Linked DNA regions of Homo sapiens: region 2 is linked to region 1. Evidence: chromatin loops called from intact Hi-C (ENCODE). Cell type or tissue: breast epithelium. All regions are shown on one strand. Links, peaks and the distances in the headings refer to the core of each region. The heading gives the core; the rest is flanking DNA.

Region 1 (15,989 bases), core at 4,576-12,575:
TATGGAGTATTCACATTTTCAGCATTAATAGATTTTTTTTTCTTTTCCTTGCCTGTTTGCTTTGGTAAGGATCGCCAGTGCAATATTGAATAGAAGTAATGAAAATGGATATCTTTGCCGTATTCCCAATTATAGCAGAAAAGCATCGATATTTAACCATTCACTTTGAGGTAAGCTATAGGTTTTTTTGGTACATATTTTCTATCAAATTGAGAAAGATCCTTATATTTCTCAGTTGCTAGGAGATTTTTTTGTGAATGGGTGTTTAATTTTGTTAAATGTTTTTATTCTGTATTTGTTGAGTTGACCATGTGAATTTTAACCTTTATTCTGTTAATATGCTGAATTGCATAGATTGGTGAGTTTTTAATGATAAACCAAACTTCTTTTCTAAGGACAAACTCCACTTAGCCATAATTTATTCTCCTTTTGATACATTAATGGATTTGATTTGTCAGTGTTTTATTATGGATTTTTTGTGGCTCTGTGTTACGTGCTATAGTCTCTACTAATTTTCTTAAGTATTTTTGTCAAGTTTTAGTAACAGGGTTCTATTGGTCTCATGATATGAGGCTGAAATTGCTTCCTCTTCTACTTCCTGAAAAATTACAGGTCATATTTGAAAGATAATTTTGTTGAGTTCAAAATTCTATTTTATGCTGCATTGGCCAACTCCAGGGAACACTACACAAACTAAATCCTATGTGAATCACACCCCTCTGGAGTTGTTCAGTGCACAGCCTATGTGGCTCCACTCAGCATCCTTGTCCGTGATTGTGTCAAAATGTGGACAGTATTGCTCCGGTCTTTCAGCTTCCATTTTTTAGAAGTCTTCTCTTTACCTAATTATTGTTCCCTTGCAGATGATCAGTCTTTTCTCTCTAGCTGCTCCTAAGATCTCTTTTTCTTTGGTGTTCTAAAACTTCACTATACTTTCTTTGACATTCAAATATTTTATTGTATATACATGCATATTTTTTATTAACCTACCTAATGTGCCTGTTTCTTTGTGTATCTATGATGCGTATCTTTCCATAATTCCAGACAATTTTCAGTTACTTGTTTTCTCAACTGCCTTTGTCCTTTCGTTCTGGGACTCCAGTTGGATCTAGCTTAGATATTTATTGTGTCCTCCATATCAGTTAACTTTTCTTTCATATTTTCTACCTTCCTTCTCTGCATTATTATGACCTGGGTAATCACTTCATATATGTCTCCCTTTTCATTTATTCTTTCTTTTAGCTGTGTCTGATATACTTCCAAACCATCTATTGGGTTTTTAATTTCAATTATATCTTTCACTTTTAAAAGTTGTATTTGATTCTTTTGGGAAACTAATTTGATCACATTTGAAAATCTTTTGTTCCTTCTATATCTAAACTTATAAATTTTACTTTTAAAATATTTTATACATAGCTCTGTATTATTCTGAAACTGACCATTCTAATATATGAAGTTCTTGGTTCTTGAAGGGTCATTAAGAATGCCCCCCCCTTTTTAAAAAAAAAATTTGGAGAGTTTGGTCACATTTAACTTCAAGGTCATATCTGATTCTATCTAATATCTTTACATTCTGAGGATCTATTTGTCTCCTAGGGAACTGAATTCCAAAATGGAAGTAAAAACACTTTAATTCTTTAAGGTATTATTAGAAAATGATTAACTATGTTTGCTTTCCTTCAGAGAATATTTGCATTTTTTTTGTCAGGATTTAGTACTGATCTGTGATCACTTTTGCTTGTTTTATTGGGGGATGAGGGGATGTCTCTTGCTTGGCTTGGGCTCAGCTCTCCTAGCATGAAGACCCATGGGATTAGTCTCCCAATTTCACGCTCATATTGATCTTTGCCTTGATCAGTTAGTTAGCAAAATCCATTTGTTTAAATCAAATTTAACTAATCTGGGTTTAAACTTTATTTCTCTATAAACTTGAAGTATTTTTAATAAGTATAATATCTATGTAAATAATACATATTTAGGACCAAAGATATTTCTTTCTCTCCATGCAATACTTTTGGTCTATTATTTCCTTTCTAATCAAAATTTGGCAAAAAGTTAAAGATGTATATCTACATTTCTCTCCTTTTTTTTTTGTTTTGTTTTTTGAGATGGAGTCTAGCTCTGTCGCCCAGGCTGCAGTGCAGTGACGCAATCTTGGCTCACTGCAGCCTCCACCTCCCAGGTTCAAGCGATTCTCCTGCCTCAGCCTCCTGAGTAGCTGGGACTATAGGTGCGTGCCACCATGCCTGGTTAATTTTTTTGTATTTTAGTAGAGATGGGGTCTCACCGTGTTAGCCAGAATGGTCTCAATCTCCTGACCTCGTGATCCACCCACCTCGGCCTCCCAAAGTGCTGGGATTTCAGGCATGAGCCACTGCGCCAGCCTACATCTCTCTTAACAAGAAAGGCCTGCATGTTCTATTTCCACAGTCCTTATCAAAAACACAAAGATTTTCCTGTTTCGTCAGCAGAATAAAATGAACATGGGGAGTGTCTGGTACAAATACAGTCTAGAAATGTTATGCACTCAAAAAGAGAGATACTTCTAAAATAAGGAAAAATAATTGAAAAGTACAAGGAGAAAAAAAAATTCAGGAATAAAAGGCTTACTTCATAAACCTAAAAAGGGCTTAAACCTTGTAGTCTGATAAACATGGTGCAAGGAGAGAAACACAGCAAGGTGTCAAAGGCATACTTCTCAGACTACATAGTTCCAGCCCTTTTCACACGGCAAAGAAAGTTTTAGAAAATGACAAAGGACACAAAACCATTAGCGATAATTTCACCAAAAATTTAAAATGATACTGATTGTTAATTACTACAGATCTGAGGAGAAAAAGGTGTCACACTAGAGAACAGGCCAGGTGACACATTCAGAAGATGTCTGGTACATAACCAGACAATCAATTGTGAGCTCAACAATAAGACGGACATTACAAGGCTCAACATCTATTCTGGATGTCTGTGGGCTTGGACATCTCAGTTTTTACAATATTTCCACTTTCTCTAATAATTATTTTAATTATTAATTTCAAATGGGGAGAATACTTTTTTAAAAAACTCCCCCAATTCTCAATGTATTTTCTCTTACTGGTGAGAAATTTACTTTTACTGAACTTCTAACATCAAAGCTAAGCCATAAGACTTATTGCTTGGAAAAGAGTGGGCAATTACTTCCTAAAATTAAAAGCCTATAGAGTTGGAAAGAAGAATAATATGATGTACAGAAAGTTTCCACCACATAAAATGCAGACATAGAAACTCTTTGGAGGAGAAATACTGTTTCGGAGAGGGGACAAGAAGAGGATCAAAAGCTCTCTGAGCCTCTTAGGTTTCTGATGACTCTGTCACTCTAGTTCTCAACTCAGATGGGGTGATGACAAGAAGATTGAAACTCTTGATCAGGAAGAAACTGAGAGTACAGAAGCCTTTGGACCCAAATCTTATGTGGAATTCTGGGAAGAGAAATAGTTGCAAGGAAACTCTGCATCAACATGGTGTACCTACAGCAGAATAGAAATGATAACATCATATATTTAGACAGAGAGATGGTCAGGGCTGGCCCCTTCTGCACACAGGATCTCTTTAATCTCTACACAGTTTATTGTGTTTATGGGATTAGATGCAATGATAACATTTTATAACTTTTTTATTTAACATTATATGCTAAATATAAACATACGTGTTGTTATAAACTTTTTATAACATTATCAATAACTGAATAATATTCCAATGATTTGCTCTAATGCACTTAGTCTTTACCATGCTTCTGCATATTTAGATGGCTTTAAGTTTCTATCATAAATAATTCTAAGATTTTCTGCAGAATATTAGTAGATGTAACTGAGAATATGTTCAGAATAACCACACGCCTCCATGATACCAAATGTCAACAGTTCCATTGGTCCCTCAAACACAATTCCACATACATGCATTAAAAATCATAAAGATGAAAACATACTTCACACAGTTCATGGGATGCTCAAGACAGAAGCAAAGTGGTTAATAAGTGGGGCCTTGCAGAGGTGGTCCCCTAAAGCCAGTAACTGGTCTTTTGGGTCCATAATATGTTATCAACTCAACCTGACTCACATTACCTAAACTCTGAAAAGATGATTGATACATTAGGTATCACTATTCTGGGTATATGACAAAATATGAGAGATGATAAAAACATGGTAATGTCTATTACATTTTCACAATTTATGAAGAATACAAGAGAAAATATTTGAAATGTAATTATGCTCTAAAATTCGAAATGTATTGTTATGTTTTAGACCTACACAGTTATCAAAAATTTCTTTCTACTTTCAGGATTATGTATAAAAGAAACTGGAAAACCAAATTTGTTATGCCACTGACCAAACTTGGAATTAAGAGGCAGAGGTCATCTGAGACTTAGAGATATCTTAGCCCAAAGCCTGCTGTCAAGCAGGCTAGAGAATGGAGTTTCATTGCAATTAGATAGTTTTGAATACCTCATTAAAAATACTTTCCAAAGATTAATCTTTTTTATTATAAATGTGATACAGGCTTATTGTAGAAAAAAATTGATGAATACATTTTTAAAATAAGTGAAATGATCTAATTTGATTCTTTAAGTTATTTTAAAATCTCATTTACCCCATAAATGTATACTCCTAATACGTATCCACAAAAATTTTTAAAAATAATTTAAAAGTTAAAAAAATGAAATGACTTAAATACCACCACCTAGAACATTTTATGTATGAACTCTTTGCAGATAAGGACTGCAAGGTAAGAATTACACCCTGCAGGGTTTAGCTATATAGATGTTTAGTAAATATCTTGGAGACTCAGTTCAACCATACTGCAGTGAATAGAGGTAGTACTATGAGAATGTATGATTCCTATACACTCAAAAGCTAGGCACTCTCTTCTAGATTATAACATAAATCCACACATGCAGTGATATGGTTTGGCTGTGTCCCTACCCAAATCTCATCTTGAATTATACTCCCATAATTCCCATGTGTTGTGGGAGGGACCCAGTGGGAAATAATTTGAATCATGGGGGCAGTTTCCCCCATACTGTTCCCGTGGTAGGGAATAAGTCTCATGAGATCTGTTGGTTTTATCAGGGGTTTCCGCTTTTGCATCTTCCCCATTTTCTCTTGCCACTGGCATGTAAGAAGTACCTTTCACCTCCCACCATGATTCTGAGGCCTCCCCAGCCATGTAGAACTGTAAGTCCAACTAAACCTCTTTTACTTCCCAGTCTCAGCTATGTCTTTATCAGCAGTGTGAAAATGTGCTAATACAGTAAATTGGTACCAGTAGAGTGGGGTGTTGCTGAAAAGATACCCAAAATGTGGAAGTGACTTTGGAACTGGGTAACAGGCAGAGGCTGGAACACTTTGTAGGGTTCAGAAGAAGACAGGAAAATGTGGAAAAGTTTGGAACCTCCTAGAGACTTGTTGAATGGTTTTGACTACAATGCTGATAGTGATATGAACAATAAGGTCCAGGCTGAGATGGTCTCAGATGGAGATGAGGAACTTGTTGGGAACTGGAACAAAGGTGACTCTTGCTACATTTTAGCAAAGAGACTGGTGGCATTTTGCCCCCATCCTAGAAATTTGTGGAACTTTGAACTTGAGAGAGATGATTTAGGTATCTGGCGGAAGAAATTTTTAAACAGCAAAAGCGTTCAAAAGGTGACTTGGGCACTGTTAAAAGCATTTCGTTTTAAAAGGGAAACAGCATAAAAGTCAGAAAATTTGCAGCTGACGATGCAATAGAAAATAAATACCCATTTTTGAGGAGAAATTCAAGCTGGCTGCAGAAATTTGAATAAGTAGCAAGGAGCCTAATGTTAATCCCCAAGACCATGGGGAAAATGTCTCCAGGCCACGTCACAGATCTTCACTGCAGCCCCTCTCATCACAGGCCTGGAGGCCAAGGAGAAAAAAGTGGTTTTGTGGGCTGGGCCCAGGGTCCCTGTGCTGTGTGCAGCTAGAGACTTGGTGCCCTCTGTCGCAGCCACTCCAACTGTGGCTAAAAGTGGCCAACATAAAGCTTGGGCTGTGGCTTCAGAGGGTGGAATCCCCAAGCCTTGGCAGCTTCCATGTGGTGTTGAGCCTGCAGGTGCACAGAAGTCAAGAACTGAGGTTTGGGAATCTCTGTCTAGATTTCAGAAGATGTATGGAAACGCCTGGATGCCCAGGCGAAAGTTTGCTGCAGAGGTGGGGCCCTCATGAAGAACCTCTGCTTGGGAAGTGCAGAAGGGAAATGTGGGGTCGGAGTCCCCACACAGAGTCCCTACTGGGGCACTGCCTAGTAGAGCTGTGAGAAGAGGGCCACCCTACTCCAGACCCCAGAATGGCAGATCTACCGACAGCTTGCACTGTGTGCCTGGAAAAGCTGCAGACACTCAATGCCAGCCCATGAAAGCAGCCAGGAAGGGGACTGTACCCTGCAAAGTCACAGGGGCAGAGCTGCCCAAGACCATGGAAACCCACCTCTTGCATCAGTGTGACCTGGATGTGAGACCTGGAGTCAAAGGAAATCAATTTGGAACTTTAAAATTTGCCTGCCTCACAGGTTTTTGGACTTGAATGGAGCCTGTAACCCCTTTGTTTTAGCCAATTTTTCCCATTTGGAATGGCTGTATTTACCCAATAACTGTACCCCCACTGTATCTAGGAAGGAACTAGCTTGCTTTTGATTTTACAGGCTCATAGGCAGAAGGGATTTGCCTTGTCTCAGATAAGACTTTGGACTGTGGACTTTTGGGTTAATGCTGAAATGAGTTAAGACTTTGAGGGACTGTTGGGAAGGCACAATTGGTTTTAAAATTTGAGGACATGAGATTTGGAGGGGCCAGGGGTGGAATGATATGGTTTCGCTGTGTCCCCACCCAAATCTCATCTTGAATTGTATCCCCACAATTCCCACGTGTTGTGGGAGGGATCCAGTGGGAGATAATTTGAATCATGGGGCAGTTTCTCCTATGCTGTTCTTGCAGTAGTGAATAAGTCTAACGAGATCTAATGGGTTTATCAGGGGTTTCTGCTTTTGCCTCTTCCTCATTTTCTCTTGCCACCACCATGTAAGAAGTGCCTTTCACCTCCCACCATGATTCTGAGGCCTCCCCAGCTATGTGTAACTGTGAGTCCAATTAAACCTCTTTTTCTTCCCAGTCTAGAGTATGTCTTTATCAGCAATGTGAAAACAGGCTAATACATGCAGAGACTTCATCTTGTCTATTTTTGTAACATAATTCCTAGAATTCCATAGCAATTCAGAATTAAATTATCAAATACTGGAGTTGCTCGATTTCACCAACTTAGTTAAGTTAGCAAACTTCTCATCAGATCTAAAAATTGAGCTTCAATTCTTGTTGTGAATGCTAAATAAAACGGCAACAAAATTTGGCATTTCCTACATCTGATTCTCTTTCATTTCAAAAGAATTGCCTGGTATTTAGGAGACATAAGTTGGTCAACTTAAATTGTTTAACTCGCATTTGTTATGATGCTACATTCAAAATGAAAGGATTTGGAAAATGCTGTGCAGTAACAACATTACAAAACTGTGAATCTTATTTGATTGCTTCCATGTCTATGGCTACATTCCCATGGGAACCAGACATTTTAATCTTTTTTGTCTTCAAAAACAAGGCATCATTCTGCATGAGCCTTGTCTTTGGGCACATTGCATACATTGATTCAAATATTAAAGTGGATTAATAATAGAATCAAATTTAGAATGGTTGCATGGTTTCCAGAAGGAAAAATAAAATAGTTTTGAAGATGTATGTGCTTTAATCTGACTGGTTAAAATATGGCATTGCTTATACTTGTACAACCTTTTAAGAAAAATTCTTAATAATCTGAAAAGAAATCTTTCCTGCATGTATGTTTAGTGTGTGTGTGTGTGTGTGTTTGTGTGTGTGCGTGTGTGTGTGAGAGGGAGAGAAGGAGACAGAAGGTGATTCAACATCCTTCAAAAAACCCTCATTGAGTACCTTTCATGTACTGAGAGACATGTTAGACTTTTAAGCTACAAAGATGATCTAGATCAATCTAGTCTTCGAGTCATGCAGGATGAACAGACATAAGTACATTTACGATATGGGGATAATGCAAATACTTACAAAGAAGAGTTGGTGGGTGAGAAGAAAGGTAACCAACTCTACCTTGTGGGAGGGGGGAGTTAGGGAACACTCTGTTGACTGTTAGGGACCTAATGAGAAAGACAAGCACAAGATCTCAGTCATAATAGGCAAAGAAAATGTAAAGCATGCTCCAACCTTTTCTTCCTTGCCTGAACTTCTTCCTTTTCCAAAAGACTCAGCTGAACTAACCACTTGGATCACACAAATTTTATTCCTACTCATGCTTAAGTTCGGGTAGGAAGAGGGAGTTTTTTCTAAATTCAGAAACCTGCCTGAGTTCTCTGTCTGAGCTTTGCCCACAGCCTCAGAGCGGAGCTAGAGGAATGGCAGCGAAGTTCAGGATGTCCACTGAAAAACAGTGGAATATAAGGCTCATGTATCAGGTCTCTGAGAATCAACTCTGAAACAAATGTCACATAAGTGCCTTTAAACCCGCAAGCAGAGTACACGTGCTCTGCAACCAGCAAGCACAGGCTACAGACGCTTTCCGAATCTCCCCTCTGTAGCTCCACACTCACCCCTTTACAAAACAAAAACAAACAACAACAGCAACAACAAATATATACATATACACACACACACACATATATTTATATATATATATATATATATATCCACTTTGCATTTACTTGCATTTAGATAGTGCCTTACAGTTGGAAACTTTTTTCTTATATATTATTTAATTTGCTACTTTCAAGAGCACTCTAAGCTGGTTAGGGCAAGAATCATGGGGCTTAGAGAGTTAAAATGAATTTCTCACAATCACTTTAACTGAACTGGAGCAAAAAGTTAAGCATTTTTAATTCCTATGTATTTCCTGCCATACGGTACTGCTAAGTGTTTGCACCTTTCTTTTTTATCCAGAGTACATATATTCATTAAGCATGTGGTATGGCTCACAGTTTGTGCTAAGTGATATGGGGGCCAGTTTTAAAATCTATAATCCATGATCTGTTTCAAGTAATGTTTACTCAATGTGATAACCTATATAACATACAGGACACATTTTTTCACAGGCTGAAGCTTATTCAGAAAATGCAATCATTTAACAATGGGATTTTTGTAAATGAACATTGTAAAACATTTATTTTTGAATAACAAATATACCTTGAATTACACTGGGAGGAACATGCTTAAAGACATGCCAAAAAAATGATCCACATGCACACCTCCAGCTCAAAACATTCAGGCTTGAGATCATCAAAAAGAAAGTTAAACAGAATCTTCATGGAACACATTTGCCTAATTTATAATGACAATTGAAAATATTGGCACTGTGATATCAAAAATGGTGAGCACTATAGAACATACCCAAATTAGGTTAAATACCCTAAAGTAAGAGAAGAGTACAAAATTCCTGTGAAGGATTAATAGTGACTGGAATTCCATCATATTTATAAGGTAAATTATAAACTAGTATCTATCAAATCCTAATCAGTATTTTTATCTGATGTGGTTTTTATTTCTTAATTTAAAGAAATTTTATGTTCTCATTCCTACAAGCTATATAACTGAGATTATAACTGAATTCACTTTTCAGTTATCTGACCCTAAACAGAAGTATGTGTGTAAGCAGAAGTGTGGGGAAGATGTTTTTTAAAAATCATTATTACTTGGCCAGGCACGGTGGCTCATACCTGTAATCCCAGCACTTTGTGAGGCCAAGGCAGGGGGATCATCTGAGGTCAGGAGTTTGAGACCAGTCTGGCCAACATGTTGAAACCCCGTCTCTACTAAAAATACAAAAAATTAGCCAGGCATGGTGGTGCGTGCCTGTAATTCCAGCTACTCGGGAGGCTGAGGCAGGAGAATCGCTTGAACCCGGGAGGTGGAGGTTGCAGTGAGCTGAGATCGCACCACGGCACTCCAGCCTGGGCAACAAGAGCGAAACTCTGTCACAAGAAAAAAAAAAACACACATTATTACTTAATGATTATTGGATGATAAGAAAATGAATCAAATAAAATATATGGCTTGTTTCATTTTGAAATTTAAAACATGTTTTTAAAACTCACTAGTAATAAAGAAATGTATATTAAAATAATAAAATTAACAAACACTGAAACTATTAAGAATTTCTAATGTCAATAAAACAGTGGGAGTATAAATTCTTCTGGACGGAGATTATTATGGTTTGAGTATACCCTCCAAAACTCATGTTGAAACTTAATCTTCAATGTGGCAGTATTGAGAGGTGAGGTCTTTAAATGGTGAGTGGGTCTTGAGGGCTCTGACTCATGAATGGATTAATCCATTCATGCATTTAATGGGTTATCATGGGAAGGAACTGGTGGCTCTACATGAAGAGGAAGAGAGATCTGAGTTAGTATGGCAGGATGCTCAGCCCCCTGGCCATGTGATACCCTTTGCCACCTCAAGACTCTGTAGAGAGTCCCTACCAGCAAGAAGGTCCTCAGCAAATATGCCCCCTCAATTTTGGACTTCTCAATCTCCATAAGTGTAAGAAATAAATTTATTTTCTTTATAAATTACCTGGTTTTAGGTATTCTGTTATAAACAACAGAAAATAGACTGACACAGAGTTATTGGCAAGTTAAGAACTCTCAGATAGTTAAGAAGGCATTACCAAGGTTCTTTAATATGACAGTTCACTGAGAGGACATTAGGTACAAATGCCCCTAACTTTTGATTTAAAAGCCTACAGTAGACTTAATACATTTTAAAAAGGACTTTATGTATAAAGTTTCATATGATAATGATATATATTAATTATACAAATAACTGATTTATAATGTAAGAAATTTAAATATGCAGCCATATAAGAGAAGCACTCTGTAGAAGCTACACAACTGTAATGGCTTACGAAAAGCTTTCAGGGATATTAAAAATATGATGTACGAAGAGTTTGTGGGGATATGAAACCATGCTCATGCTATTGTGTCAAGTGAAAAGAGCAAGCTGGAAAACTGTAGTTATAATAAATCCCCAGGTATAGAGGAGGGAAAATAATATCAAAGGCATTAGAAAGGAACAGACCAAGCTGTTCAAAGTTGTTACTTTAGGGTGATAGAAGATTTTGTTGTTGGCAGGGTGCGGTGGCTCATGCCTATAATCCCAGCACTTTGTGGGGCTGAGGCAGGTGGATCACTTGAGGCCAGAAGTTCGAGACCAGCCTGGACAACGTGGCAAAACCCCATTTCTACTAAAAATACAAAAAATTAGCCAGGTGTGGTGGCACATACCTGTAGTCCCAGCTGCTTGGGAGGCTGAGGCAGGAGAATCTCTTGAACCTGGGAGGCAGAGGTTGCAGTGAGCTGAGGTTGCACCAATGCACTCCAGCCTGGGTGACAGAGTGAGACTCTGTCTCAAAAAAAAAGTTGTTGTTGTCGTTGTTCAAAGGAATTATCAAAATATTATATAATAAAAGACATACCTTGTTTCCATCAACTGGTTATGGTTTTATCTTTTGGGGATGAACTCTTCAAGCTTACCTGGCCATTCCCAAAAGTTAACATCACATATCCTATGAGCTGCCAGTTGCACTTAACAGTCGTGCGTTTTGATTCCCAAAAACCACCCGACACCTTCCCAGCCCAGCACAGTGGCTGGCACCTAGATGGGTGCTTTCGGAACTCTGCTTCCAGAAGCTCTAGGCATGACAGGGAATCATGTGAAAGGATGATGGAAGAGTAAGAGCTTGTGGGTAGGATTTAGTCCCTTAACTCACTTAAATCAGAGTAGCTGGTATTCATCTGTTTTGTTCTTTTTTTAGGTTAGTTTCTGTTTTTGTTTTTTTAAATTAAGAACAAAGCTACCTGCAAAACAACATGCTTTATTATCGTCCATACTATGACTCCTGCCAGTGTTCCCAACCCAAACCCGGCTCACTGGTGAAGCTCTCCAACCTTGCCATACTACCCTCTTTTTTCTACTCCTACTCTTAGATCAGTGGTTCTACTCTTGACTACAAATTAGAGGCACGTGAGAAGTTTTTAAAACACACAATGCCTGGGTCCACCCTTAGAGATTCCAATTACACTGCTCAGGGTGGGGCCCAGGGATGAGTTTTGTTGTTGCTGCTGTTGCTGTTTTTAGTTTCAGTAGGTCTGGGGGGAACATGTGGTGTTTGGTTACATGGATAAGTTCTTTAGTGGTGATTTTGTGAGAATTTGGTGCACCCATCACCCAAGCGGTGTATACTGTACCCAGTGGGTAGTCTTGTATCCCTCACCCCCCTCCCACCCTTCCCCTTGAGCCTCCAAAGTCCGCTGTCTCATTCTTATGCCTTTACATCCGCATAGCTTAGTTCCCACTTCTAAGTGAGAACATAGGATGTTTGGTTTTCTATTCCGGAGTTACCTCACTTAGAATAGCGGTCTCCATCTCCATCCAAGTTGCTGTGAATGCCATTATTTCATTCCTTTTTAGGGCTGAGTAGTATTCCATGGTGTGTGTGTGTGTGTGTGTGTGTGTGTGTGTGTGTGTGTGTGTGTATGACATTTTCTTTATGCACTCATTGATTGATGGGCATTTGGGCTGGTTCCATATTTTTGCAATTGCTAATTGTAATGACATGCATGTGCAAGTCTCTTTTTCACATAATGACTTCTTTTCCTCTGAGTAGATACCTAGTAGCAGGATTGCTGGACCGAATGGCAGAAGTTTCCTTTGGGAGAAGGGGCTCTGCTTTACACAACTGGATTACAGCTTTTTCCTGTGGACTGGGGAAGGGTAGTGCAAGCCTGCCTGAATGTGTTAAAAACAGGTGTGGCAATAGAGACAGTAGGTGCAGACACACCTCTGAGAGGTCTGGCTGTTAAGAAGAAAAATGCCCTAGAGCTGAATGAGCAAAGCTAAAGCATCAAGTGGAGGAGAAGTTCCTATCTCATTGTGATCTGATTTTAATGAGAAAAGGCCCCCAAATATCCCGTGCTTTCTTATTACAGATCATGTATGTTTTAATTAATATAACACAGTACAACTTCAATTTAACATTATATAATGATATTTCTGTGGGTGTATAATAATGTAAATTCCTCACTGGCATCTAAATTGGGGCAGATTAAATCCCAATTATTTGTTAAAAACTTATAGAAGAATTTTTACCTTGCAGAACTTTTTCTTAAGTTAAATGCAAATTAGCTGGTTAATAAGGCAATATAAAACTTCTCTATGTTTGAGTCCACTGAAGACTTAACTTTTCAAAGAAATAGCCTGGCAACAGTGAAATATTTAAATTTCTTCCAAAAATCCCAAATTCCGAAACACCGTCTAAAAATATACAATCAGGTAAAAGTTGAGAATTAACATATGGATATAAGGTGAATACATGAATTTTTAAAACCATATTGATAAAAATAAACCCAAGACTTGCCCTACACTCAGAATCTGTAGAAATTATCTTGACTGTGCAGAAAAAAGTTAAGAAAGTGGAACTGAGGCTGCTGTCTCTAGAGTGTCTGTCTTGAAAGGTTGGCCCTGGGCTGGCGTCTGGAAACTTGGTCGATGGAGAGTTCCCTCCATTCTCTCTCTGATAAAGATGGTTTGCTGTGCACAGACTGTCTATACAAACAATGCGATTTATGCTGAATAGCTACTTTTCTTAAATTTTGATAGCTGCTAGGCAGAGGGTGCCTACGTGACTGTCGCCCTCCCCGACCCCCACTCCCAAGTCAGGTAATTTCCTTGCATGCTCTGTCTCTAATGAGCTTCCTGGGAAGAAACATTGTATACATGTTACTGCGTTTTTTTGCTGCTGAAGAAAAGAGCACCCTCAGTGCTCCCTCAGAGGAGACAGAAAACATCAGAAGCCTCCGCATGAATCTCTACAGTCTCTGAGTATCTTTTCCCCTATTGATCCTGTTATATTTCCTTTCCCTGCAATAAACTTCAGTGGATAGTGCAACTATGCTTATGCATTGCTTAATGACTGGAAGATGCATCATCAGGCGATCGCTACTGTGAGCATTGTGCGATCACCACGGAGCATACGTACACAAACCTAGATGGTGCAGCCTCCTACATACCTAGGCTATGTGGCATAGCCTACTGCTTCTAGGCTACCAACCTGTACGGCATGCTACTGCACTTAACACCACAGCTGATTGTAACAGCAGTAAGTATTAGTGTATCTAAACATATCTAAACACAGAAAACATACGGTAAAAATAAGGTATTATAACATTATAGGATTACCATCATACAGGCAAGTCTCTTGTTGACTGTAATGCTGTTATGTCATTCACATGACGATATCTACTAAATCCTGTGAGTATTTCCAGCAAATCACAGAATGTATGCGTGGTCTTCGAGATCCTCAGGAAAGCACTTAAACACACACACACGCACTCAGAGACAAAATTAAACATGTAATAAATTCACACATATGCAGTGGCTGGCACCGAGCACAACAGGTATATACCTCTCAAATGTATTTGCTGTTTGCATTTACCAAAGGGTCCCTCCTCAGCAGAAGACGAAAGGGGTTCCTGAGAGCTCTCCATATCATTAACAAATTTCTTTGTCTCATCTCAATTTACTCCATAATTATAAAAAAGTAATAAGCATACTTATTGTGCTTGCAGGTTACCACCAATTTTACCTTAATTTTCTTAGTTAATGTTGGCAAATTTCCTGTGAGGAAGCTATTCACTAGCATAGATGAGGAAATGGGGGACAAGAGAAAGAAGGTCAGGGGTCTGATCAAGGTTAAATTACTTCACACTCACAGGGTATGGAAGAGTTGAAATCAGACCCAGTTATTAAAATCCAGAGCCCCTGGCTTCTCCTCATTATAACTAGTTCCCTCAAATGTGGTTTGTAGACAGACATTTATACCAGCAAAGAAGTTGCATTAGCCCTCAGCGAAATGAGAAAAAAAAGTAATATAATATCGCCACATATTTTTAGCTATGTTCTGCCTTTTTTTAGGGTTAAAATATCCATTTTGTTGGAAGATGATACAAACAATAGATAATGGCTCTTCTTATTTATAATTTTTAGGTTTTTTCTTAATTGTTTGTAACATCTGCATAGAGTAAATTTAAAAGAAGACGAATCTAGAGAGGCCCTGTGCAAAAGGTTTTAGAATTTTTTCAGTTATTCAAATTTTGTAGTATTCGAATCTTTTTCCTATCATCATATATGTCGGAAAATTAATTTCAACTGCATGGGCCTGGGTTCTGCTCCTAATTCTCCCACTGATCAGTAAGTAGCACAAGGCAGTTCACTCTCCCTCTATGGGCATCAGTTTCCTTATTAACAAAGGGATCGGCTTAGGTGAATTCTGAGGGATCTCCCACCTCCTTAGAGGTCTATGATTCTGTAAATTCCTGAATCTGTTTACTCTTTTGTTAGTTTCCCAGCCTTACAGTACCTAGAATTGGCCAGATGATGGCAGCAGAGTTCTACTTTAGCCAGACTGTGCGCCGAACAGGTGAGCGGGACGCCTAGAGCACTGTGCTGAAGAGGAAAACGTGGAAGGTTATATGGAATTACCATAATTAAGAAAGAAATATTCACAGGTTGGCTGCCTCTGACATGCTATGTCAAGAAACACAGCTACACTTACAGAGAGGAAGGTCTCTGTTTGTCTTTTAAAAGAGGACTACATGATTGTGAATTCCTAGCAATAGAAGATTCAGGCCCGTTTTAAAGATAAAAATACTAGGCACATGAAGAACCACTGAATGCCCAATGCCTCCCTGCTAGGAAATGGCAGAGCTCAAACTTAAAGACAGGTCTTCTGACTCCCAGGTCAATGTCCTACACTTAACATGTAGCAAAGCTGTCTCAGAGAACACATTTGCTTTGACATCTAGAAGAGGCTCTAAAAGAAGTCTTCAGCGGCAGGCACCGAGCACAACAGGCCATATACATCTCAAATGTC
Region 2 (15,989 bases), core at 3,945-11,944, 53 kb after region 1:
TAACGTAATTTAAAATCATGTTTGGGAGAATCTTTTGTAAAATGGCATATCCATTAGTATTTTTAAATACAGACAAGCTTAAAAAAAAAGAAACAAAAATGATTCACTATTCTCCACCTAGCTACACCCTTACTTATATTTAAATAAAGTCAATATGTACACATCATTAGAAACAGCACAGAAATGCACAAAGCTAAAACGGGAAAGCCTCATTCCCGCTGCTTCAGAAGTTTCTCTCTTCAAGTAATCATTACTAATAGCTGCTTGTAAATCCTTTTGGAAAAAATATATGTTCCAAATATTTCAATATATGTACCTCTTTCCATATTTAGAATAATTGTTTAGTCCCATAGAAAGGAAACAAAACATATTAATGTTTGTGTGATAACTTTTGTTTAAAAAATTCACACGCATAGAATAGAAGAGATTATATTGGGGTTATAGATTTATAAGAGATTTTCTTACTCTACAGAGATTTTACATTTTCAAAGTCTTGTGCTATCATCAGAAAACTGCATAATCTGAATATATATATAATCACTAGTTTTTAATTATAAAAGAAACACATTTTTAATAAAAATTTAAATAATATAAACACATGTAAAGTAAAAAGCTAGTCTTCCTTTTCAGCTGTCAAATTCCCTAAAGGTAACTGCGGTTAATTGAAAAATCACAGAATTATAAATCTGGGAAGGAGATTTTATTTCTTATCGAGGGTAACAGCCTGCTAAGTGGCCATTCCCACAGGCTGGGAAGTGTAGCTCTGGCGAAGACCAGACACACGAACTTCGAAGGAGGAGGGTTGGGGTGGGAGCTTTATGCTAAACAGGGTGGCTAATATAGGAGGAGTTACGAATATTCATGAAAGTAGTTCTGATGCATGCATACTGAACAAATATGCATGTAACATATGACCTATGTTCACTTTGGGGTGGAGGCTTAATATTAAGTGTATTACAGTTGGGCCCAGTGGGTCAAAAGGTGAAGCAGGGATAGGAAGGCACTCAAGTGCATAGCTTCTGTAAGCCAGCCAGAGCCAGTGCATGGTCAATGGTCTCTTATCAGGAGAAAGTTACTGATATCAATCTCTTGTCCAATCAAAGCTACAGTTATCACTTGTGGAAGAGAAGTTGGGGGTCAGTTAGCATTTGGTGGAGCTGTAATTGTTTCAACATTGCTTATCTCAAAGCCAGTGCCTGTTTAGCTGCTACAGAAAAACAAATATCCTGTGGCAGTTAGAACATAGTTTATTCTTTTTTTGTTTTTTGTTTTGTTCGTTTTGTTTTTTTGTTTTGAGACGAAGTCTCCCTTTGCAGCCCAGGCTGGAGTGCAGTGGCATGATCTCGGCTCACCGCAACCTTCGCCTCCCAGGTTCAAGCGATTCTCCTGCCTCAGCCTCCAGAGTAGCTGGGATTATAGCTGCGCAACACTGCAACCAGCTAATTTTTTGTATTTTTAGTAGAGATGGGGTTTCACCACGTTGGCCAGGCTGGTCCTGAACTCTCAGCCTCAAGTAACCTGCCCACCTCAGTCTCCCAAAGTCCTTGGATTACAGGCGTGAGCCACCGAGCCCGGCTAACATAGTTTATTCTTTAAGTGTAGGGGTGCATAACTTAACCCTTGCCTGGGATGGCTTTAGATTCTATTTATAATTTGCTAATTTTTGGCCACAAAGAGTCTGTTCTAACAGCCGTATGATCTCCATTTTAACAATGCTGGTCAGTTGTGTCTAAACTGCAAAACAGAGAGGATATAACGGCGAATCTGACCTCCCATCTAGTCATGGCCATTAACTCAGTTTTTTTTTTTTTTTTTGAGATGGAGTCTTGCATTGTCACCCAGGCTGGAGTGTAGTGGTGTGATCTCGGCTCACTGAAAGCTCCGCCTCCTGGGTTCACGCCATTCTCCTGCCTCAGCCTCCCAAGTAGCTGGGACTACAGGCGCCTGCCACCACGCCCGGCTAATTTTTTTGTATTTTTAGTAGAGACGGGGTTTCACCGTGTTAGCCAGCATGGTCTTGATCTCCTGACCTCGTGATCTGCCCGCCTCGGCCTCCCAGAGTGCTGGGATTACAGGCGTGAGCCACTGTGCCCGGCCATGAACTCAGTTTTTACAGCTTTTAAGGCTCTTCTGGGGTGAGCCTCTTGGTTGAGAGGGGGGTCCAGTCAGTCAATTAAGGGGCTTAGCATTTAGTTGTAGTTTATACTGCCATTAGCAATTTTTAATGCATTTGACCAAATACACACACACACACACACACACACACACACACACACACACACACACATACAAGCACACAGACATTTTAAATAGATATAAATATATTTAAAATTTATAAATTTTTTCAGGATAAAATAATGTACATAGACCTAAATCTTCACCTGGGGAAGTCTCGGTTTCCTAATTTGTCTTCTATAACTGTAAGGAGGAATGCTATCTTACTTTATCTCACGATAAGATTTGCAAGCCCAAAGGTCAAAGGTAATGATTGATGTTCTCCATATTCCGTACCATGGCAGTTTTAGACAATGCAACACCAACTTTTCACTCTCCTTTTCACCACTTTTAGGTAATCCCCAGGCTGCTTGTGAACAGAAGACTGTCACCAGGCTGAAAGGGCTATTACTGCCCAGAATTCCTGATCTCAATTAATCTTCTGGCCTCAGCCTTTTAGGAACTGGAACTACAGGCACATCTACTATCTCTAGTCAAAGACTTATTTGCATAATGGTGGAATTAGTTGGGGTAAAAGGATCATCATCATCATCATTTTGAGAATGGCTTCATAATGACTGTAACTCTGCTATCCACCCACAAGTTCCTTAGAGCCAAGGTCAGATGCTGAACCAACATGGCGATTCACTGGTTCTCAAGTTCCTCCAAGTTAAGCAAATAATTAGTGCCTTAGAAAAATGATCCAGCTAGCAACAACCCCTCTCCCCTCAAAAAAAGAGATTCATCTTGTGTCACTAAGTTTTATTTAAAGACCATGCAATCGCATCCCAGCTGGCTTCATTGAAGTAACAACGTGGGCAATCAGTGACACCAACTGCAATGCTATCGTTTCTATAAACAGTAATGAGTGGAGGGGGTAGGTCGGTACTAGAAGCTTATGTATAAACAAGAAAGATCATTTCAGAAAGAGAGATTGTCTCAAAAAAAGTCACAGTATCTTTCTGATTGTCACCCTATGAAATGCAAATGCCCCACATTTAATGGCATCAGAAGAAATATTCAAACATGACATTCATAATATTGTCCAGTGAAAATTACATGGCATAAGGATAACAATTGCATACACTAAATTAGACAAAGAACAATAATTCCATTGTTTTAAGATACTCCATAGAAACTGAGATAACAGATCTATAAGTACTCGCTGGATGTCTCTTTATAACTCTGGTACCACAGAATAGAACTTGCACCTTTCTAAGAAGCTGATTTCTAATATATCTGGCTGTAAATAAATGGATTTATGTTGAAGCAAGAGCAGAGAAAAGGTATCACATAGATAACTTTGCAGGATATCTGAATATGGGCAAAGCTAAGTAGACTTGAACTGAGTTGTAGAGTAATTGCCTTTTGTTAAAAATTGCTTCTTTTTATATCTTTATCTTAGTTGTATTCAAACACATTTTTTTCCAGTAAAATATACAGAGATACTACTCATTTCCATTAAAGCTCTCATCTGTCATACCCCAGCACTTCCTTGTGAACTCCTAAATGCTTTTCAAGCTCAGAGAGATTATCATGAATCTTAGATTGAATTAATTATTCCTTCCTTGAGGTGACTTCTACCATTAAACATTAAATCAAGTAAGGGTTGTTGAACTGAAACAAACTGAGACTCCTAATTACTTCATTTTGGCACTTTGGCCTTGTATGACACCTTTTGCTTATAGGTATAGAGTTCCCTGCTGAGTCTCTATTGCCTGAAACAGAACCTAGATACAATCAATCCTGAAGGGTTTTTTTTTTTGCTAAATTGGAAAATGGCAATCTCTGAAGCAAGAGACATATTTCTCTAACTTTCTAATCTCAGATGGAGAGGGAAAGAAAGAAGGGAGGGGTGGCAATTTGGAAGGTTAATTGGCATGGTGCAAGTATCCTAGGCTTCAGAAAAAGTCTGGGTTCCCTTCTCTCTTCTGCTGTGCTTAACACAGAGTCGGGCAAATGGATTGCTGGCCCATGAGCCAGATGGGAGCATTGAGCCTATCCTTTCACCATAAACTACTTCCCTGATATTCTTCCCAATGCACACAACTCTTTGTTTATAAGTTGAGAGAAGAAAAGGAGCATTTATTTGCAGTTTCCATTGCCTGGCAAAACTGCAGCAGTGATGAAAGCTACCACATTGTCAGTGCTTTCCAGGCAATGGAGATAACTCTTCCTCTCCTAGATGTGATCGGGAGCCTCAAAAGGTAATTTCCACATTTTAGAGTAAGTAGAAAGGAATGACTGAGTTTTTCAGAGTCTTGCAATTAAATTACAACTTTGAAAGAATAATCTCAAAGTTCTTGGAAAACATCAGTGGGGATTAATTACATCTTTGGAAAAGAGATCGATATCATTTAAGGAATAATGCACCAACTAGCCTCAGGACACACACTAACTAGAATGGTAATAACAAAACCTCATAATTTGGTATGCTAAGCTAATTATCAAAAGACTACAAACAGAAATCAATACATCTATTTATTATATACTACACATGATATCACAGAGAAATTAGAGCATTTTAACTGAAAACAGGCTTCAACATAGCTCAGTAACTTTCCATTAAATCTTATTATTTAAGCTGCACCGCCTTATTATATCAACAAAGGCAAGTTAGATAATACACTAACTTAAAAATTGAAGTTACTCACAAAAAGAAGTTTTAACTTTTTATTTGCATTAAATGTCTATCATAGGTCATACGGCGGGGCTCTTCATCACAGATACTCAGGTACACAGGCTAAGGGAGTAACCACTGCCTTGAATGTCAGCTGCAGCAAAGAACCTGAGGTGAGTTGTGCTCAGGCTATGAAAGCTTCCAGTGTGTCACTTCTGCTCACATTTCATTTGTCTGAGCAAGTCATACGGCCACACCTAACTTCCAGTGAATGGGATAATGCCATCCAACAATATGCCCAGCAGAAGGACCCAAAATATTGGGTGAAAAGTGCTAATGACAACTCAACAATGAGAAATGAACAACCTGATTTAAAACTGGTCAAAAGACATTAAGAGACACCTCAACAAAGAAAATACACAGGTGGCAAGCAAGGATATGAAAAGATATTCAATATCATATGTCATCAGGGAATTGTAAATTGCATCAATAATGAGAAATTACTCCACACCTATTAGAATGCCCAAAATCCAAAACATTGACAACACTGACAAAAATGTGGAGCACCAGGAACCTGCATTCATTGCTGGTGGGACAGCCATATGCTACAGCAACTTTGAAAGACAGTTTGACACTGTCTTACCAAACTAAACACTGTTGCTATACAATCCAATAGCTGTGCTCCTTGATATTTACCCAAACAGGCTGAAAACTTATGTTCACAGAAAAACATGCACAAGGATGTTTATAGCAACATTATTCTTCATAATTTCCAAGTCTCGAAGCAGCCAAGATGTTCTTTAGTGGGTGAATGGATAAATAAATTGTGGTACATCCACGCAATGGAATATTATGCAGTGCTAAAAAGAAATGAGCTATTACACCATGAAAAGACCTGGAGGAAACTTAAATTCATATTACTAAGTGAAAGAAGTCAATATAAAAAGGCTACACACTATATTATTCCAACCATATGGCATTCTAGAAAATGCTAAACTATAGAGATAGTAAAAAGGCCATAGGTTTTCAGGGATTAGGAAAGATGGAGTTTGAGGTATGTGTTTTTTATAGGATCGTTGAGGTTTTTTTTGCCTACAGTGTTTCAATTCCACATCAAGGCCACTTGATGTGATTGTTTAGCTCAGTCTCTAGGCATCTGATAATCCTTCAGGCTACCAGCCTGAGAAGCCCCTGAGTAAATAACGCAGAAGAGTCATAACTATACACAGAAGGAGGTTGATTTTCTGGGGCAGCCCAAGTGATAACACAGGCAAGCAAGGAAGCAATTGTGTGTACACACACACACACACACACACACACACACACCTGCTACTATTACTACTACTGTAGGGACCTACTGCCAAAAATGCTGCCCTTCTGTTTCAGATTGAGACTTAACCCAGCTTTCTCAGGAGCCTGATCATTAGGACAGGAATTCCTCTTCTACAACATTTTAATGGTCTTTCCTGCTGAAGTGATGAGGAACCTGCAATTTTAACACCACTCTGATGGATTGCTTCCACATTTCCCCTGACTACATTTTGAGAGGAATGGGAATAGGCATTAGCTATTGTTTTAATCACTACTCTTCTGTGAGTCTTTTTCTTTGTAAAGTTTCTATCTCTAGAGAAAAATGAACTTGCTTTACTTCCCCTTTAAACTAAAAACTTAATATATTATCAGATTAATACAAGTGCCATTTAACCTTAGCAATATTGTTTAGCATCTTAAACTTGAAATCTTTCATTTAATGGATGGGTTTTACATGCTTAAAAAAATTCATTTTGAGAAATGGAAAAAAAAGAATCATAAGAGACCCAGAATTTAGCCTTAAACAATCCACTCAACCTTGTCTGAGATTGTCCTCCATTTGATAGCTTATACCCATCCTACTGCAGTACAAAGGACTCAGAAACTAATATGATGGATAAACTAGACAAGACATTCATATCTGATAATGTAGAGGAAAGACCGGAGCAATAATATATTTTAATGATACTAAAAAGCTCAAAATAAATGATTAGTTTATATTTTCTTAGTACTATTCATTTAATAAAACTTAAATAAAATATCAAAATGCTTATAATTCCAACTATTCAGCAATCTGTTAGGAGAATCTCTTAACCTACTGTAACAAATTATGTTATTTCCTTTCTGTGGACCTCACCTCCCTCAACTGTAAAATAATGGAGAAGAAGCAGCTGGCATAAAACTTTGTTATACATGCTTACATTGTTTAAAATATTACTTAATTTCTCCTTAAGTTAGTTTTAAAAATTAGAGTGGTTCATCTGAGCTGTTTTTATACATTTGCTCTGTGAAAAAAAATGTTTGATATCATTACCTCAATTTGCATATGCACACTGGGCATGGCAATATTACATGAAAAATTGCTGTGAGGTCATACTAATGGCACAGACCACATGAAAAAAATATCGCTTTAAAATAGAACACAATGATAAAAGGACCTAAAATATACTAAGCACATGGTGTATAGTAGGCTTAAAGTTCTTATAACAGTGCCTGGCATACTATGAGAGCTCAACTAAATCTTTAGCTGCTATTAATCCATTTAATGCTTACAACAATCTATTAGGTAGGTACCATTATTATAGTAATTTACATTTATGCACTAATTAGGAAACAGCAAGGCCATGTTAGTTACACTAGATCATAAGTTTAAAAGAGTCACAATTTTCGTAAAGGTAGTTTAGTTCCCAGAAACAGTCTTCTGATACAAAACCGTATATTACCTCTGTCTGTGGAAAGGGTGGGAAGGAAACTTCACTACTTGGAACTAAATACCATTTTACAAGAATTCCTCTACCCCACTAAGTAAAAATGCATATATAAATAAAACACAAGTTTTCACAGACTCACTGTTAAACCTAGAGTATACTCAAATAAATATATATATATATATATATATATAACAGGCTATGTCTATCATTTCCACTGTTGTCAGATAAAAATAATGAGTTTCAAAGATGGGTAGTGACTTATTGAGAATGTGTTACAACTAAATCAGTCCCATACTTGCAACAAACTATGCTGTCCAATCACATAAGTTAACCCTTCTATTTGGATCTATCGCTATTTAGGAAACTGACTCTGCAGGTAAACTGAATATCTTTCCTAATTTGACATGAGAGACTGCCCTGTCTTCATTACATACCCTACACAGTTTTAAAATTTTCACCTCTAAGAGACATATACCCAAGTTATGATCTATTCACATTATATTTACTGTGGACCAGGAAAAAATGAAATAATAACACATATCTCTACTGGCTTCTTGAAATATGTATATCAAAACACGAAACTTTAACATAAAGCCACTTCGTTTAGAATATAGTGGTATGATGCGTTTTAGTACTTACAAATATAATGGCAAAAAATAATGTACAAATAATCTTCCGAACTGCATGGAAGTAAAAATGAGATCTCGTTGCTGATTCCATTTTGAAAGTGTGTTCTGCAATTTCATAAATCAGTTCTTTTTAGTAGTTTTCTATTTAATTCTAATTAGGTCTTTTTAAGTAGTTTTATATTTCATTTAGACTGATGAGTAACCACAAAGTCAAAGATCTATAAGAATGAATGAAACCTACATATATTATAATCTTTCCAAATATAATTTTCATAGCTCAAGAACAGAGTGAAAATAGGTGCCATAACCAAATGAATCAGACTCTCCAAAATAACATATGGAGTTTTAAACACGAAATCTTGTATAATGTTGTTAAATTTTTGAAAAGTAAAATTATTTGGAATTCATGGACCAAAAACGTATATTTCTTGGCAAAAAGACACTTGTCTAGATGTATTAGGGTGTCATTGTTCTCTTCCCACACCCCACTCCCAGTTTGTAAAAGGAAAATCAAGACACAGAAACTGAATTAGCCCTTGCAAGATTAATAGACACACCACTTTAAAGATAACTTATACAAACCTTTTAAAGAACTTTATAAACAATTAGAGATAGACAATGGAGGAAACGTGGTGAAACAGCACACCATTTTGCAAGACTTCAGCATAAAAGAATCACACTTATTTGATATTAGTTTGGTGGGGTTTTTTTCATTCAATTTTTAATGGCCTTTCTCAATATCTCAGTTCATTCAAAGGTTCTGATTTTCTTTCTTTTCCTCCGTGTAGTCTTTCCCAGGGCACCCGGTTGAAGCCCAAGGCTAACTGGGACCCTCCTACTTCAGCACCAAGGACAGAAATCGCTAAATCTCCAGGGGAAACGTACCCCTAACCACCGCCAGATGTCTACTTTTCAGACAAAGCAAGAAAAAGAAAATATACCTGCCTTGCCAGCCATCTGTTTAAAAGTCCCCTCTCCTGTGGAACGCACGAGCAACTTTTCGGAGACACTGAACAACTCCAAGTCGCGCGCCGCCCTCGCAAATCGCAGAGAGGGCCGCGAGAAGGTGCGAACGCAGGTCACGGCCAGCGCCGCTTGGAGAGAGACCCGCAGGTTTCAGCCCAGGCGCGCCCGGCGAAAGCCAACGCGCTCTCCCTACAAAGCGTCGATGACTTCAGGGATTTAAAAGAAAAAATACCCACAGACAGAACCAGCGGAGGGGCCCTGACCTCGCCCCAGTCGGGAAACGCCTTCCCTCCGCCACAGGCAGCGCTGAATGAAGCAGAGGAGGGCGGCGGAGAGGGCCCCGGAAGAAGGGAAGGGGGCATTCTGCAGTGTTTGGGGGCTGGGGAAAGAACATTTTCTCACCACTTGGGCTGTCGCTGGACCTCAGGCTCCTTCCACAGAGACACTGCAGCATATGCACTCCTTTCTTCAGAGAAAGCTCAAGAATCTTCATGGAGAAGCGCGTGTGTGGGGTTGGTCAACTCCCCGCCCACCTGCGCTAGTAGTCCAACCAACAGGCGGCCTGTCTTCGGAAGCCGGGTCCCGAGTCCATCGCGCGCGCCCAGGTGGAGGGGAGTTTGCACATGGAGCCGGAGGGAGCCCGGGCGCCGGCAGGGGGCGGGCCGGGACGCGGAAGTGCCGGTCCGCCGGGGGCAGCCCTCCGAGAGCCCGAGGCGCTGCCACCCCTCGGTGGGCTCGAGCACGGCCCCTTGAGACCTTCCGGAGGCGGTGGCTGGTCTGAGGACGACGCGGAGGACGTCACTGCGGGTCGGTGCTTCCTTACAGGTGCCTTCTGGACCGGGGTCCTTGGCACCTCCCCTGCTCCTGCCCTCGGTGCCGGACCCTGTGCCCTGGGAGCCCGACTACCTCGGTGTCCCAGCCGTCCCGGGCTTGAGGCGCTGAGAGGGCTGCGCGGCTTCCAGCCCGGAAGGCAGCGGTCCCGCGGGCTGCGCGCGGCCAAGGGCGACTCCGGTGTGGGAATCCGGCGGAAGGGAAGCACCCGCAGGGAGGGCTGGACCCCGGAGGCTGCAGAGCGTCAGAAGCGACTCTAGGGAACTAGGGGGTGGGGTAGGGAGGCGGGGACGTGGAATAAAGAAAGCTCCTGGGTGCCGGCTATGAGAAGTCAGGTGTGCGTAGGCGTGGACAGAGTGCCGATGTGGGAGTCTGGACACCTGGATTTTCTGGTCGGGGCTCTGTGTCCTTGGGTAAGTCACTTACCACCCTGGGCGTCTCCCCGTCAATCTGGGTGGGGAAGAGGGTGTGAGATAGAGGATTGGCAGCGGCGTGCTTGTTTGTCCCCGTGCCTTTCAGGCTCCTAGAAAAGCTTAGCATAGGTGCAGTGGGAAGTGGAGCTAGAAGGGACAGAGGGAGAGGAGGCAGGTGAGGCGAGAAATCTGAAGACAAAAGAGCGCTTCGCTTTGGCGCCAGTATTCTGGCAGGCTTTGCCTCTGCCAGCCCGCCCCGATGACCAAACAGCTTCTCCATGAGTTTAAAGATCTCGATTTTTTTTTCCCAGCAGCCCCCTTGACTCTTTTTTTTTTTCTTTTCCTGATGCCAACAATGCCCTTTTGGAAGTGCAATGAGTAAGCATGGGAAGAATGCTGTCGAAGTGACAGGACGTAACCCTATGTGGAATCTCAGGGCAAGAGGGGACTTTAGGGGACACTTAGCAATACAAGTGATTAAGAGCACAGACACTAGAGACAAGCAGCGTTAAGTTCAAATTCCTACTAGGTGTGTGACCTTGAACAAATTACTTAACCGCTCTGTCCCTCAATTTTCTCATCTTTAAAAGAAAGTTAAAGATAGCATCTGTCTCACACACCCCCTGAGAGTTAAGAAAACACTTGTTTTAAAGTAAGTGCTAAAATAGTGTTTGCAATTATTATTATTTAGACCCCACCTGTAGGGTTGTGAATCATTTTCACTTTCCGATGAATGCCAGTGTTCATACCAGTGAATTTCTGCTTGAATAATCCAGGTGACAGTGAACTCAGCAGCTCCCTAGGTAATTCATTGCACGAAAACTGTTAGGTTTTCCCTGAGGTTGAGCCAACAACTGACCTCACCTTTGTTCCATCCATTGTCTCAAGGCTGCCTAGCACTAACTGGTTAGCTCTTCCCTGCAAGGGAGTAAAAATGGTTTGCATCACACCTGTTCTCTTTCTCTTATATAGGCTAAACATTCGCGGTTCCACTGGCTCCCTAACACTTGAAATGATGTTTGAAGTTGCCTGGAAGAAGTCTCTTCCTTTTTTCTCTCAGAGGTGATGGAAGAAAAACCAGAACATCTGGAGGGCCGCTTGAGTTTACAGCCACCACCTGGGTTCACACCCTCTTAGCTCCTTTCAAAGCTGAAGCTCCAGGAAAGGTCATTTGGGGTGATTCCAAGATTCAAGAAGATATGCCCAGGCCTTTCTTTCTAGTCGCCTCTTAGTCCTGTTGTTCAGTGGTATCACAAGCTCTTTAAGCTCCAAGGTCCTTGAAGATCTTCCTAAAACCACTGCAGTGACATCACCGAAGAAGTTATGCAGCCCCAGGGCAACCTGAGCCATGGTCTTCATCTTTCCTGTCTCTTTGAGAATTAGTGAGAAAATTGGCTCATCTGGGATTCTACCCATAGAAATTCCCCACAGAGGGAGAGACAATTAGCAAAAGGAAAACATCTAAAAATAGTCCTTTGTGCTGCAGCGGAACACGGTTTTCCGGTAGGGCTCTCCTATTCTGGAACCCAATACCTAGAGCTATTTCCTTACTTTGAGGGAAGTGCTACTCCTGGAAAAATAGCAAATGAACAGGACAATGCTGTGGTTCCCTCGACGGCACTTGAGCAGAGTGAACAGGTCCGTGTGTGATTTTAAAACACATATGACCTCCTGAGCATCAGTTTTTATATTTATCACAACCCTCTCTGCCTCCTGGCAAGGTTGTGGCAAGAGTTCAATTAGGTAAAACATGTGAAAGTGCTTTGAAGATTTTAATTATCTTTGCAACATAAGGTGTTATTACCAACTTCCCTGGGTTCTGGGTGTTAGACTATTGACGTCTAATACAGTGGCTCTGTTATTTGATTATAGGAAGCATTTATGTGTGAGTCTTCTTACTCCACAACAGGATTGTAAACTTTTAGGATGCAAAGCAGGAAAGACAACTCAGTACAATTAATATTCAAATAGTGTACTGTATTGTTTAAATGGCTATCACAGTGATTCTTATGACCAGAGAGGAAATGGATCATCACAGTACTTATAAAAACAAACTGAAGTATTACATTTATAGATTGTTTTGTTGGTATTGAGCTTTCAGGTGAGTTCAGAGGGCACGTAACATTTTAATGCAAAATATTTTCTTACTGTATAGTATGGACATTTGATAATAGTAAGCTCGTACTTTGTAAGTATATATCAACATAAGTTTCTACTTTGTAAGTAAGTATGAAAGGGACTTGATCAGTAGAATTGTATTACTTAGACAGTTTTTTATTTTTTAAAAAAGGCTCTTACACTTATCAGGATTTCAATGTTCATGCTTTTTAAAGCAACTCCTCATGTGATTGTCACCCACTTCCACAATTAGGCACACAGAGTACAGTCTTTCTGAAGTATCTTGAGCAATATATCAGAATTCATTTTTACATGTATCATAACATCCCAAAAAAGACAAAACAAAACAAAAAAAATAGCCAGGAGCACATGAAGGGTAAGAAAGTGATGTATTTTAGTTTGAACAAGAACATTCATCTTTTCTCCTTTCTGTGTATTATCCCATAAGCCAAACTCAAAATTTTACTGGCAATAATATTTTTAATTTTATATTCAGATATATTATTGTTTTAATACCCAAATTTTAAATTATGTTATCTGTCTGTAGTTGGGATTTTTTAAAGTTAGCCATTCTTTCTGTTTTCTAATTGACTTAGACATCTTGGACAAATTATAGCAAGTGACTCACCAGTGTGGCTTCAAAATAAAATAAGTTAGCACTTTTTGAGAAGGATTAGGAATTCTGGTATATAATGATGGATGAATGTGTTTGAATTCCTAGTACCTAAATTTTTTCTTTTTAAAAATAATTACTAAGAGTTTGTAGAAATTAATAATTGTGTAAGGGAGTTTTGAGATATTTAAATTGTGACTTATCTAAGATATTTTTCTATTAAGACTAAACATAGGCATCTGTTCACTCTTGGCATCAGCTGTGCAATTAATCAGTATATTTATCTGTTTGGAAGAGAATGTTGAATTGGTAATAACATATAAAGAATCATGCCAGGTTGCAAAACTTTTATTGAATATATCAATGGCAAAATGTCTGTTGAATTGATATTAAATTTATTTTCACAAAGAAACCAACATATAAACTAAAAGATGAAAATCAGTACGATATCTAACATGGCATTTTTGTTCCATGTTATGCATATAGCCCATTGACTCTGAAAGGGCACAAAACCATGCCTGTAGCTCTCATCTTAGCAATACCTTCAAATACAATCTTGATACTGTTTTTAAAAAAGCAAACATGTTATTTTAAAATTTCTCTTCTTCCTTTTGTTCTTTTTTATTTCTTTTTCCTTCCCCTCCCTGACTCCTGTTCCTCTTCTTCCTCCTTCTCCTTCTCTTCATCTTCTTCATCTTCGTTATCTCCTTCTATTATTTTCCAAACTTTTTTATCATAAGTTTCCACTTATGCAAATGTTATAAAATAAGACTGAGAGTTCATACATACCATTTACCCAATTTCCCTAATGTTAATGACTTTCATGACCAGTGTACAAATATCAAACCCAGAGCATTTACACTAGTACCTTGTGATTAACTAAACTACAAACTTTATTCAGCTCTCACCAGCTATGCAGCTCTCACCAGCTCTTCCCCACCCTCATGTCCTTTTTCTGTACCAGATCCAACTACGACCCATATTGCATTTGATTGTCATGTCACTTGAATCTCCTTCAATCTGTGATGGTCCCTCAGTCTCCCTGTCTTTCAGTACCTTGGCATTTCTAATAGGTATTGGTCAAATATTTTGCGGAATGTCTTTCAATTTGGATTTGTCCAATGTCTTCTAATGATTAGTCTAAGGTTATTCATTTGGCAAGAATGCCATAGAAGTGATGTTGTATCCTTCTTAGTATATCATTATGGCAGGGGGGAGGGTACATGATGTCAGTTAGTGGTATTAACCTTGATTGCCTGGTTAAAGTTATGTCTACTAGATTTCCATATTGTAAAGTTACATTTTTTTCATTTATAATTGATAAATATATTGAGGAAAAAACTTTGATGCTGTGCTAATGTCCTATTTTTCCTCAAACTTTTATCCACTGATTTTAGCATCCATTGACAGATCTTGCTTGCAACAATTATTAATGTGCAGTTTGCCCGGCAGTGACTTTTGTATTTCCTTTATTCTGTCTAAAGTAATAGGAATTCTGTAAGAGCTGTTCCTTCTCCTACATTTATTTATGTATTCAGTTATTTATTTATATCAGTATGGCCTCAAGGATATTTATTCTAAGGATTATAATCCAATACTATCATTATTTATTTTGTGGCTAAAATTGTTCTGGCTTTAGCCATTGGGAGATCCTTCTGATTTGCTATTGTGTCCTTTTGACATACCCCAATTGTTTTTTAGCAGTTCCTTAATTGTTTGGCATCACATAATGTTCCAAGTTTATTTTGTCCCCTCTACCCTAGCCCTGGATTCAAATGATTGCCAAATGAGTCTGGGTTCTTTCTTTGGAGAACAATAGCAACCAACATCTGAGCGCTAAGTGTCCTCATTCTTACTGGGGTGTTATTGCTCTCAGGTCCTCTCAGCAGAGAGAGCTAGGAAATCTATATACACATACACGTACATCATATTTATTTCTACATTTCTATCGGTATATCTTTTTAGATAGATTCTGATATATCATGTAGAGCTAGAGATAGAGATAGATATCGTTAATACTTCAATCCTAAGTCAATACCACCAGGTTCATTTTATTTTTTGCCTTTTCCTTATTTGTAACTTCTTTCTGACAGTGAAAGGCCTGACTTCCGTTATTTATAATATATTCACTTATTTATTAAATCCTACTATACACTTAAGGTAGTTAGAGAATTGCTAACTGATACTCCTGTGAGAAACACTTATTACAAGAGTACAGTATTTATGTACACTTATTTTTGTCTTGAACTTTACAGTATCCAATCAAAATACTATTTTCTTTTGAAAGTGACTTAGGTTGCTTCTTTACTTGCCCATCCTCTTCAGTGTGGTTTGGTTATTCATTTGTAAACTTATATTCCATACACATTGATTTTAATTATTTAACTAGATTTAGTTTACTTAAATTATTTTTTTTATTTGGGTGCGTGAAACGTTACTATGGTACTTAGAGTCAAAGCTTTACCAAAAAGTATAGCTTGATAATCGTTATTCCCTCATTATCCCTCCTGGCCAGTTCCTGTTCCCTCTTTTTTTCCACTTATTTCCCATGCACTGCCTATAGGTAACTGGTTTCTTTAGTTTATCTTGCCTGTGTTTCTTTTGTACAAATGCACACACACTCTTCTATGTAGTGGTCTTTTGATTGTTTCCAGTATTGTACTATTATAAACAATGCTGCAATAAGTAACCTTGTGTGTAGCATTTTCATATTGTAGAAAACACTGCTAACCAATACTCCTGTGAGAAATACACTCTGTGTGCCTCCAGGGTAGCCTCCTAGAAAAAGAAATGCTGGGTCGAAAAGTATGTGTATAGATATTTATGCTAAGTATTGCTGAATTT

Evidence for each region. A loop is a pair of places that touch in the nucleus more often than their neighbours do. Peaks named below come from ENCODE experiments on the same cell type or tissue, not always from the same donor. Only the 100,000 strongest peaks of a DNase experiment are listed, where the experiment ranks them.
Region 2: a loop joins it to region 1, with 30 times the contacts of the local background. A loop is called at or near these places in 1 of 110 quality-filtered maps.

The regions. Positions count from the first base shown.
Region 1 is chr3:192,451,952-192,467,940 of GRCh38, forward strand. All of the region lies in intron 2 of FGF12 (fibroblast growth factor 12), which reads right to left. Among named protein-coding and RNA genes, the nearest start is that of FGF12-AS2, 55 kb to the right of the region's middle. RefSeq lists a silencer at 15,349-15,643. In breast epithelium, for the core only: no CTCF peak of the experiment used is centred there; no DNase peak of the experiment used is centred there.
Region 2 is chr3:192,505,095-192,521,083 of GRCh38, forward strand. The region is part of intron 2 of FGF12 (fibroblast growth factor 12); the gene reads right to left. It overlaps FGF12-AS2 (FGF12 antisense RNA 2), which reads left to right and starts at 9,928. Exons shown (of 2, transcript NR_046598.1): 1 at 9,928-10,414; 2 at 11,387-11,479. It overlaps FGF12-AS3 (FGF12 antisense RNA 3), which reads left to right and starts at 11,737. Exons shown (of 2, transcript NR_185499.1): 1 at 11,737-11,917. RefSeq lists a silencer at 8,906-9,200 and an enhancer at 10,291-11,490. In breast epithelium, for the core only: no CTCF peak of the experiment used is centred there; no DNase peak of the experiment used is centred there; H3K4me3 peaks cover 1,753 bases; H3K27me3 peaks cover 1,573 bases.